Linked DNA regions of Homo sapiens: region 2 is linked to region 1. A link is an interaction called in ENCODE POLR2A ChIA-PET data of the cell type or tissue named here. Cell type or tissue: GM12878. All regions are shown on one strand. Each heading gives the region's core, and the rest is flanking DNA. Links, peaks and the distances in the headings are about the cores only. Region 1 overlaps CNNM4 (cyclin and CBS domain divalent metal cation transport mediator 4). Region 2 overlaps LMAN2L (lectin, mannose binding 2 like).

Region 1 (2,905 bases), core at 187-2,686:
CAGCACTTTGGGAGGCCGAGGTGGGCAGATCGCTTGAGGTCAGGAGTTCAAGACTAGCCTAGCTAACATGGTGAAACCCCATCTCTACTAAAAATACAAAAATCAGCCAGATGTGGTAGCATGCACCTGTAATCCCTGTTACTTGGGAGGCTGAGGCACAAGAATAGCTTGAACCTGGGAGGTGGAGGTTGCAGTGAGCCGAGATCATGCCAGAGTGAAACTCTGTCTCAAAAAAAAAAAAAAGAAAAGAAAAAAAAAAAGGCCAGGTGTGGTGGCTCACACCTGTAATCCCAGCACTTTGGGAGGCTGAGGTGGGTGGATCACCTGAGGTCAGGAGTTCGCAACCAGCCTGGCCAACATGGTGAAACCCCATCTCTACTAAAAATACAAAAAATAGCCGGGCGTGGTGGCGGGCGCCTGTAATCCCAGCTACTCGGGAGGCTGAGACAGGAGAATCGGAGGTGGAGGTTGCAGTGAGCCGAGATGGTGCCATTGCACTCCAGCCGGGGCAATGAGAGCGAAACTCCGTCTCAAAAAAAAAAAAAAGAAAGAAAGAAAGAAAGAAAAAAAGAACAGCAAAAAGGCCAGTGGGGCTTGCCAGAGAGTCATCCATTGTTCATTCATTTGTCCAACACTTACTGGAGACCCGTCTCTTTACCAAGCACTGAGTGGTGAAAACACTAAGAAGGCATGGCCTCTACCCTCAAGGAGCTTATAATGCTGGAAAGGGGAAAGAAAGAATACAAAGGCCCTAAAAGAGGATTACTTGTGGGGCAGAAGGACTCTGGCAAAGCTAGGCTCAGGACCCTCACCCAACCTGGGGTGGAGGAGGGTCCAGGACAGACCCTCAGAGAGAGATGCTGGGCTAGACAGTTGCCCCAGCTCTGACTCTGGTGCTGTTAACAATGCCAGCTGAAAGGCTGGGCAGGGTGGCTCACACCGGTAATCCCAGCACTTTGGGAGGCCAAGGCGGGTGGATCACCTGAGGTCGGGAGTTCAAGACCAGCCTGACCAACATGGCGAAACCCCGTCTCTACTAAATAAACAAAATTAGCCAGGGGTGGTGGCACATGCCCGTAACCCCAGCTACTCAGGAGGCTGAGGCAGAAGAATCGCTTTAACCCGGGAGGTAGAGGTTGCAGCGAGCCGAGATTGTGCCATTACACTCCAGCCTGGACAACAAGAGCAAAACTCCGTCTCAAAAAAAAAAAACAACAACAAACAAACAAATAAAACAATGCCAGCTGTTCTAACTTTGCTCACTTGTTTCTCTTAGCAAAAAAAAAAAAAAAAAAAAAAAAAAAAAAAAAAAAAAAAAACCATTCCCAACACCAGACTCCTAAACTCTTTTTTTTTTGAAACAGAGTCTTGCTCAGTCGCCCAAGCTGGAGTGCAGTGGTGCGATCTGGGCTCACTGCAACCTCTGCCTCCCGGGTTCAAGCGATTCTCCTGCCTCAGCCTCCTGACTAGCTGGGGCTACAGGCATGTGCCACCACGGCTGGATAATTTTTTGTATTTTTAGTAGAGACGGGGTTTCACCATGTTAGCCAGGATGGTCTCAATCTCCTGACCTCGTGATCTGTCCGCCTCGCCCTCCCAAAGTGCTGGGATTACAGGCATGAGCCACCGCGCCTGGCCAAGAAACTCTTAAATTGCAGATGTACACTAGGTGTGTGCTGTGTCCTGGGTAATCTCAGACTAAGAAGGTGGACGCCAGATTGGAAGGTCTGGAAGAGGCCACGCTGCAGGGAACCCGGTGTGCAATGAGTTAAAACTGGTTTTCCAAGACCTCTGAGAATGGGGAAGTAAGTGATGGCATAAAGCCGCAGGGCCTGTTCATTTGTCGGGGGTGGGTAGAGAGGGGGGACTATCACCATCTCCAGGGCGGCCTGCTGTGCTGGGCAGCCTGTGTGCAGTTCCCTGGGTTTACCAGCACTGCTCCAGGGCTTGGCCTCAGGCTACTGGCCTCTGTTAAGCAGAGTTTCCCGGAGTAAACTGAACCTGGGGACTCTGGCTCAGCAGAGCTCTGCTACGGCCTAAGAGATGCTAGCTCTGTTTTCCCAACTTAATGAAAGGGCACTTGACAAGACAGAGCCCAAAGACAGCCCTCTCAAGACCCAGGAGGCTCCAACCCAAGAGAGCTCAGCCCTGCTGATCAAGACTGGGAGACTGGTCAGACCAATCCATACTGGTTGGATCCAGATTCCAAATGAACTGATGGGAAGGTGCTACTGGGTGTGTCACAAACCATAGTCCCAAACACCACAGAGGCAGTGAGGAGGAAGTTGCCCTGGAGGGTCCTAATCAGGTTCCCAACTAAGCAATAGGAGAAGTCTTCAGGTCCCAAGGCTTAGGGTGGGGGTGGGGCACAGATCCTCACTGCTTTTCTGTCCCAGGCTCGGGTACCTGGGAAAACCTGATTCCTGGGTCTGCACTCCCAAAGCCGCCCCCACCCCCACCCCACCGCAGCCTCTGCCTTCACCACTAGGGGTCTGTCTCTCCAGTCTCTGCAGGGAGGCCACCTTCCCTGGGGCTCTCCCAGACTCTGGCTTACTTTACTCAAGTGGTCCTCAGCTCCGATACTAAGATTCAGTCTGTTGAACTTAGGAGGGTACCAACCCACCACCCTGGCCCTGACCCCAGCATCTTTTCAGACCAAACCTGGCAAAGCCAGCTCCTCCCTATCCCACTCCAAAGCTGTCCTCCACTCTCCGTTACAGAAACACCTGCCAGCTCACTCCCTGCTAGGATTCCGAAGTCCCTCCAAGCCCTAGGTCGGCCTGAGCAGCCTCAGCCAGTAGGAGCTCTCCTATGGGAATGAAGGCTGGGAGCATGTTTAGAAAGCAAAGTCCCCAAGTTTAGGATGAGCCCCTCACCCCCATTCCTTTAAAAAAGAGCTTCCCTT
Region 2 (2,905 bases), core at 155-2,654, 54 kb after region 1:
TCCAGCGTCTTAGGAGGACCACTTCAGGCCCACCCCAGTTCAGGAGCCAAGAGAATTACTGAAGGCAAATACCAAGTGTAGTCGCTTCCTGGGCCCATTTCCCTTGAGAGACCATCTGAATGTGGGCTCTCAGGGGCTGCTGACAATGAGGTCGAGTGGCTGCCTATTCTGCTGTAAGGGGCTCAACTTGTATGTGCTGAATTCCTGTTGCTGTTTGTACAGGCGTTCCTATGTGCTCTTCCTTAGTGTCTGCTTCCCCCTCTCTGCTTTCCAGCGGGTATTCCCCTACATCTCAGCCATGGTGAACAACGGCTCCCTCAGCTATGATCATGAGCGGGATGGGCGGCCTACAGAGCTGGGAGGCTGCACAGCCATTGTCCGCAATCTTCATTACGACACCTTCCTGGTGATTCGCTACGTCAAGAGGCATTTGACGGTGAGAGTCCTTGTCCTGGACCAGATGGTGGTGTGGGCTGTGTCGCTCTTGCTCCCATGGCCTGACCCTGATTTATCTCTCTTTTTATTCTAGATAATGATGGATATTGATGGCAAGCATGAGTGGAGGGACTGCATTGAAGTGCCCGGAGTCCGCCTGCCCCGCGGCTACTACTTCGGCACCTCCTCCATCACTGGGGATCTCTCAGGTACTGCCACGCGCACTCTTGGTTTGCCCTGACTGAGGCCTCTTCTCAATACCCACACTTCATTGAGGCCTCTCACAGGGGAGAGCCAGAGGAGCGGTGCTCTGGAAGGAGGTGCCTCAAGACTGCTTCTCCTTCTGCATTCTTATATCCACATTCCTTAAAAACCCACGCCAGGCTTTCCTAGTACAGTTGTCACTAGAAGATGGTTGGTGCTAATAGAAAGCAGTGTTTGTCCCTTCATTAAGCTGGCTCTTCTAGCCTGTATCGTGAGTTCCTTGCTTTCTGATTTCTGCTGTCAGGCTCCTCTCCTTCCAACCACTAATGTTCCCCGTTCCCCTTCCTTAACAAAGCTTTTCCTTGACTTTGCCGTCCCTCTTCTGACCCCAGACTCTCCTTTTGCTGAGACTTTTGAATGTGTTGTGTGTACAGATCCTTTTGTTTCCTAGCTGTCCACCTCCTTAACATGCTGACTCAGACCTGTGCTCTATCTTGCTAGTACACTAACACCATTCTCATGAAAGGTCATTCTGTTTCCTTGCCATATTCAGTACTCTATTCTCGTTCTCACCCTTTGTCCTCCTCAGCTCATTTAACCCATTACCCTGAAACTCTTGCCTTCTTGACTTATGTGACATTAACAGCACCTGGTTCTTTTACTTTTCCATCTCCTCTTGTTTCTTTTTCTACTTATGCCTGATTCGTAGCTTCTCGTTTATACACTTACTCTCTTTGCTTGAACCCCAATCATAACATCTTTTGGGAAGAGAAAAGGAACTGAACTTCTGTTTCTTTTGATTAATATAATTTGTTCTGGATAAAGCTAGTTTGGAATAGAAGTTTCTTGTGGCAAAATAGAAAGGCAGATACCCATCTGAAAAAGCCGACAGCTAGTGAGCTCCAGCCATTGTAGCTAAAAGGAAATGTCAGCTCAGTGAGGCTAAATCTTCCAGTTTTTCAAGAGCAGTTGGAATTCTGGATTTTTTTTTATATATATATATGGAGTCTCGCTCTGTCGCCAGGCTGGGGTGCAGTGGCGCCATGTCAGCTCACTGCAACCTCCACCTCCTGTATTCAAGCGATTCTCCTGCCTCAGCCTCCCAAGTAGCTGGGACTACAGGCGCGCCACCACGCCCAGCTAATTTTTGTATTTTTAGTAGAAACGGGGTTTCACCATGTTGGCCAGGATGGTCTCCATCTCGACCTTGTGATCCGCCCGCCTTGGCCTCCGAAAGTGCTGGGATTACAGGCATGAGCCACTGAGCCCAGCCTGGATAATCTGGATTTTTAAAATGCAATCTGCTGATCTTTAAAACTCTGGCATCTGATTTTTTTAAAATCAACTTTACTGAGGTGTGCTTTCCATACAACAGAAGAATACAGTTTGAAGAGTTTTGACAAATATTTACACCTATGTAGTCACCATCACAATTAAGATATGAATGTTTCCATCACCTGCCAAAAGCCTTATTATCCCCCTTTGCAGTATTCCTCCCCTTCTTGGATTCCAGGCAACCATTGATCTGCTTTCTGTCATGCAGAGAGATTAGTTTTGGCAATTAGGTTCTAAGTACCGAGCAGGCCAGACCTGTGGGAAAAATTTAGTCTCGGCAGGGGGATAGGAGGCATAGGCTGGAGATCTTTGCTATATAATCTCATTATATGACTACACATTTTCCTTTGAGCTTACAGGTTTCTGGGTTAACCTCCTGACGTACTTTTTAATGGAAAGTCCCCAACTGTCAGAAATGGCAGGGGAGAATAATTTTTTGTTTAGTCTAAGTTTTTTGCCCTAGGTCTTTAGTGAGAATACCCAAGTTAGTAAGTCTGTGTTCTCTGCCCATAGGGTATCCCTAAATGCAAGTTGTTTCTTTCTTTTGAGGTCTTTCTTGTTGCCATCCTCTTACTTGTTGTATAGTAGGTTGTTGAAAACTGCTGAGAAAGTTAGGATGTTTCCCAGCCGTTCCAGGCTTTAATGCCCTGCATTGCATGAGGAGCATTGCCCTGGCCTTTTATCCTGTCCCATGGTTTAAACTGAGCTCTGACAGTTAACATTTTTCCAACAGAAGATGAATCCAGTTTTTCACTACCTGGGAATCTGCTAAAGATTCTAGCAGTCCAAGCAGCTGTGGATGCTCTCCTTATAAATGACCAGAAATCCAGGCCCCAGTCAGTAACCAACCTAGTAGCAATGAGCACCCCTAGCACTCAGATTTGTGGTCTCTAAATACCAATTCCCCCTAAAAGGAACTGCAGCTTCCTTG

Evidence for each region. ChIA-PET counts read pairs that join two places held together with the same protein. Peaks named below come from ENCODE experiments on the same cell type or tissue, not always from the same donor. Only the 100,000 strongest peaks of a DNase experiment are listed, where the experiment ranks them.
Region 2: POLR2A ChIA-PET joins it to region 1 with 5 read pairs; 11 of 35 experiments call an interaction of 5 or more read pairs at or near these places.

The regions. Positions count from the first base shown.
Region 1 is chr2:96,763,439-96,766,343 of GRCh38, reverse strand. The region is part of intron 1 of CNNM4 (cyclin and CBS domain divalent metal cation transport mediator 4); the gene reads right to left. Among named protein-coding and RNA genes, the nearest start is that of CNNM4, 4.0 kb to the right of the region's middle. RefSeq lists enhancers at 1,677-1,776, 2,097-2,146 and a silencer at 2,477-2,526. In GM12878, for the core only: a CTCF peak has its summit at 2,485 (motif pointing right); no DNase peak of the experiment used is centred there; H3K4me3 peaks cover 2,190 bases; H3K27ac peaks cover 1,489 bases.
Region 2 is chr2:96,709,395-96,712,299 of GRCh38, reverse strand. It overlaps LMAN2L (lectin, mannose binding 2 like), which reads left to right. Exons shown (of 8, transcript NM_030805.4): 5 at 275-436; 6 at 530-644. Among named protein-coding and RNA genes, the nearest start is that of LMAN2L, 29 kb to the left of the region's middle. In GM12878, for the core only: no CTCF peak of the experiment used is centred there; no DNase peak of the experiment used is centred there.